Linked DNA regions of Homo sapiens: region 2 is linked to region 1. Evidence: chromatin loops called from intact Hi-C (ENCODE). Cell type or tissue: heart right ventricle. All regions are shown on one strand. Region 1 overlaps MGAT1 (alpha-1,3-mannosyl-glycoprotein 2-beta-N-acetylglucosaminyltransferase). Region 2 has its middle 13 kb from the start of HEIH.

Evidence for each region. A loop is a pair of places that touch in the nucleus more often than their neighbours do. Peaks named below come from ENCODE experiments on the same cell type or tissue, not always from the same donor. Only the 100,000 strongest peaks of a DNase experiment are listed, where the experiment ranks them.
Region 2: it touches region 1 in a loop (2.2-fold over the local background); 40 of 110 quality-filtered maps call a loop at or near these places.

Annotation. Positions count from the first base shown.
Region 1 is chr5:180,798,327-180,800,826 of GRCh38, forward strand. The region is part of intron 1 of MGAT1 (alpha-1,3-mannosyl-glycoprotein 2-beta-N-acetylglucosaminyltransferase); the gene reads right to left. Among named protein-coding and RNA genes, the nearest start is that of MGAT1, 3.2 kb to the right of the region's middle. In heart right ventricle, a CTCF peak has its summit at 1,052; DNase peaks (open chromatin) are centred at 1,015 and 2,215; H3K4me3 peaks cover 2,500 bases; H3K27ac peaks cover 2,389 bases.
Region 2 is chr5:180,843,725-180,846,224 of GRCh38, forward strand. It overlaps a transcript of ZFP62 not described here. Among named protein-coding and RNA genes, the nearest start is that of HEIH, 13 kb to the left of the region's middle. RefSeq lists a silencer at 765-1,059. In heart right ventricle, no CTCF peak of the experiment used is centred here; no DNase peak of the experiment used is centred here.

The sequences.
Region 1 (2,500 bases):
CCCATGTGCCAGCTCTGCTCTTCCCTATCTTCTTCACCTGGCACACTCTGATTCGTGTCTCTGCCAAGATGCCTTCCTTGACGCCTGGGACCATGTAAGGTCCACCTACCCTTCACCAACAGCAACAAGCGCAACCACTTGCTCAACTTCTCTCAGGCCCCCTCAGCTGCAAGCTACATGAAGACAGGGATTGGCTCCACCAGCACTGCCAAGCCGCTGTGCTAGGGCTCTCAACATTCAGCAGATGTGCCTGGGATCTAAAAACATCCACAGTTCCTCAACTGTAACTGCCAAATCCAAGAAGCACTAAAACACAGAAGTTTTCTAAACTCAATTGGCAGTAAAACCTCATCCAGCCTCATTTGGTAAAATCTGATCTGATCTAATATGGGGCTATTTATAGTCTTTTCTCTCTCCTGCTGTGGCTATTCATACATTTTGCTACAGAAATAAACATGGTGGCTTATGCCATGCTGCTTCTGATCTTCCACTACAGAGTAAATTCACCAGATCATCTTTTCAAAATCCAAAAAATTCTCAATTCTGAAATACATCTAGGACCAAGAACTTCAAAACTATGAAAATGGAAGTACAAAGTTACTCATTGACTGCTAGCATCCCATGTCAAGCCCTCCAGCCCTTTAACCTGAACTCATTCCTTCGTAGGAAACACTGTTTTAAGTCTGGACTCTTGATGTAGTTTCCCAGCTGGTCCACCTGTCACTAATCTTGCTTCCCTCTCACAAACCTTCCCAACAGCAACAGCGCATCCTTCCTGACAAGTACACCTGGTCACGACATTAACTTGCTTTAAAAACCATCAGAGGCTGCACTGCCCACAAACTCAAACTCAAACTCATTATGATGACATCCAAAGCCCTTCAGACAGACTGTCTGAAACATCCCTTTTCAACCTTACCTCCAACCACTAACCCCATGGACCCTGCACTCTGGCCTCAGCAGGCTGCTTTTTCCCCAGTAAGCATATACCTGGACGCTGCTGTGTCTCTGCTCCAGCTGGTCCCTCATCCTGGAATTTGACCCACAGCGCCACCTGCCAGCCACCCACACATCCTTTCAGGCCACTTCAGGTGACTCCTTCTGTAACATCACAGACAGAGCCAGGCCTCCCTATGACTACACTCCCACAGCACTCTCTCCACGCTGTAACAGAATCTGTGGCCACGCTGACCTGACTCCCACCTTCCTCCTTAGGAAAAAAGACTCTATGACCTCTGTGCCCACCACAGTGCTTGGCACATGTATGAGGTTCAAGTGGCTGGATGGAAGACTGCTTGCACTATTACCGAAATCAGGGAGAAAGATGGCCAACGCAGCAGCAAGAGAGTGAAGTGTGACATTTTCCAGAGATGACCGCACATATCCCATTCCATATGCTCTTCTTACAAGTGATAAAGACACTCCTGCCTCCAGAGCTGAGGGTCTATGTTCCCTCCCTTTGGTTCTGGGAAGAGATGCTATGTGACTTGTGAGACTAACTCATAAAAGGCAGTAGTTTCCACCTGGTCCTCTTAAGATGCTGACTCCTAGGACCCTGCTATATGGACAGGACACTGCTACATGGACAGGACCCCCATAGGTATTCCAACTGACCACCCCAGCTAAGGTCCCAGCTGACAGCCAGCATCAACCGCTAGACACAGGAGACAGCCCTCCAGATTATCCCAGCCCCAGCTGACTGCAATGGCGTGAAAGACCACAAGCAAGAACCACATAGCTGAGATGTTAATAAAATGATTCTGTTGTTGTAAGCCACTAAGTTCTGGGGTGACTCATTATGCAGCCATCAGTACCTGAAGCAATGAGAGAAACAGACTCTAGATAATCTTGACAAGCAGGGCAAGTGCCCTCCCTGCCCTCTGTGCTCAGCTCCAAGTCCAAACACTGAGGCCCTGTCTCCACTCATGTCTCCTTCCTTAGTAGGTATCTACTCCTGCATAATAAATTACCTCGATATTTAGTGGCTTAAAACAATAGTTATCACTTACTCCTCACAGTTTCTATTGGTCAGAAATGTGGACAGTGCAGCACAGAGGAGATGACGTGTCTCTGCTCCACTATGCCTGAGGCCTTGCTGAAAGACTCAAAAGCTGAGGGCCAGATGCCCCTAGAGGCTCTCACATTCTCTCACATGTCTGTAGGATGATGTTGGCAGCAGCTGAGACCTTATCAGCAGGAGTGCTCACTAGAACCCCTCTATGTGGCCTGGAAATGTCCTGGAAGTGGTGGCTGCATTCCAAAGGTGAGTGTTCCAAGAAAGCGGGCAAGCCAGGTGAAAGTGTATCCTGTTCCTGATTCAGCCTTGGATCAGGTCTGTCTTACTCACTGGTCAAGGGAACCACAAGTCCCTATTGACATGCAAGGGGAGAGAATCATAAACCCCACCACTAGGTGGGAAGTGGACAATGTCAAACTATAACTACATGTGGAAGGGGATACTTACGGGTGAGGCCCTTGAGGGAAAATACAATCTGCTACA
Region 2 (2,500 bases), 45 kb after region 1:
ACTTCATTAAGAGCAGAGAAGATATGAACAACGTATTACAATCTAATGGCTTTATGTAGATGACTGCATGCGGCATCTGCAGAACATGCATTCTTTTCAAGTGCCCACAAATCTTCACTAAGGTTAAACACATGCTGGGCCATAAAGCAAATCTCAACACAATTCAAAGGACAGCAGTCACATGGACCATGTTTTGTAACAACAATAACAAAAATATAACTAGGAAATTCCCATGTTTGGAAGTTAAAAAATATACTTCTAAATAAGCCATGGAATCTGTTGTGATTTCCCAATTTTCATTCCTGACTTTGATTATTTGTGCTTTTCTTTCTCAATCACATCAGAGGTTTACCAATTTTGTCTTTTCAAAGCAGCAACCTTGACTTTGTTGTTCTTTGTTGTGTTTGCTGTTTCATCAACTTTTGCTCTCATTCTTATCTCCTTCAACTTTTAAAAAGATAGTCAATTTAACAACGTTTGTACAAAATTTTTATAAAGTACAGAGCATTTTTATTAAGCCTTAAAATAATCTTGTAAACAGGTCTTTTCCCTCATTTTACAGATGGGAAAATGACAGAACAGGAAATAAATCCATATTATTGCACTGAATGGAATATGGCCCCATGGTTTGCACCCAAGACCAGAGGAACTTCACCTGCTCCTCTCTGGGGCTTTGCCCTGCCCACCCCAGGACCACTACTTATCCTCTGAGATCTTAAGGGACACTCACCAGAAATAGCCATGGTTAAGATGGTAAAAGTCTGGCTCTCACCAACCCTTCCTACAGTAATCTCCAGCACATCTGAATATTGCTGGGAAAACACAGGGGAAACAAGATGTGTACCATGTGAGTGAGCAGGCTGCCCAGGCCAGAAAGGCAAGCGTGAGGCAGCCCTCAACCCCCAACGTGTGGTTACTGGCCTCAGCTGGAGGCTCCTCCTGCTGAGCCCTTTTGCAGCCCGACAAAGACAAAACATGTTTGTTTAGAGACAATGGATTGCTTACTTAGAAGCAAGATACCACTCAGGAACATCCAAAAAATAACTTTTCTCATGTTTCTTCTCAAGTTTTGTCTGAGTAGGGGGTGGTCCTTGAGGGATTTCCTTGACTTCCAGGTAAGAGTTGTCCTCCACTGCCCAAGCATCTAGATGCTGAGTCTTTGGACAGGGCCACCACACTTCAGACTTATTCCATACATTCTTATGCAAATACTTCTCATTCTAGGCAGCCTTCTAAGGACCTTAACACTATTAATGTTTCCAACCCTCATTACAACCTGAGGTTGCTACTATTATCTTTACAAAAGACAGGTGAGGGCCCAGTATGGTAGCCTGTGGTGGTTCAGGCCTGTAATCTCAGCACCTTGGGAGTCTGAGGCTGGGCAGATTACTTGAGGTCAGGAGTTCAAGACCAGCCCAGCCAACAATGATGAAACCCTTTCTCTACCAAAAATACCAAAGTTAGCCTGGCATGGTGGCGCATGCCTGTAATCCCAGCTACTCTGGAGGCTGAGGCATGAGAATTGCTTGAGCTCAGGAGGTGGAGACTGCAGTGAGCTAATGCCCCTGCACTCCAGCCTGGGCGACAGAACGAGACCGTCTTAAAAAAAAAAAAAAAAAAAAAAAAAAAAAAAAAAAAGACACGTGAGGACACACAAGTTTAGTTACTTGCCTAAAGTCATCTGGAAATAAGTGAAAGTCCTTATTTGAACTCAGGCTTCCTTGTGGAGACCATGTCCTCGGCCACTATACTTCACTGACTCTACACAGGTTTCATGCAAACGGCTTCCTTCGCACAATGACACTATCCAGACCTGAGAACCGCCAGGTCTAAATGAGAATGGCTCCTCAGTAGGAAGACAATTGAAGTACTGTATTCTGCTTCCTTCTCCATGTCTCTAGGCCTTTAGCTGAAGCTGGAGAAGAGAAATGAAGGGTCTCCCCAGCCCAGGAACTCCTTGGGTACAGCTGTGGCCAATTACTCAAGGTCTTGATGCAGACAGACTTCAGGTCCCCAATGTCTGCCTTCAGCTAACACCATCTTCAGGTGTTGTCCTGGTGGTGATCCTCTCATTTCTGAATCCCACGGAGGAAAATTCCCCTGCATTGCAGGATTGGTGTTCAGTACCGTTTCACGCCCAGTGTCTTCATACACAAAACATGAAATTATTTTCCAGGCTTTCACCTTCAGACAAATTTGCTAATAGAGACATGCACTCCTATGGAAGGCTATTCCATACTCACTGTTTTTTCAGGCTTTTCTTTTCTCTTTCTCCTCCCCGCTTTTCCCTCCCCCTTTATTTTTCCCACTTGCATATCGTTCTCTGGAAGGAACCGGGGGTGGTGCCTAAACCATGTTCCATCCCTGGTCTGAGCAGGCTCAGCCGCACCAGTTCATTGGGTCTGTGCTACAAGGGAGACCCCACCATGTCTGGGATCAGCCTGAATGGCTTGTATCTGGCTGTAGGTACACTTGAGGACCTGGGCCCATTTCTGGAGCA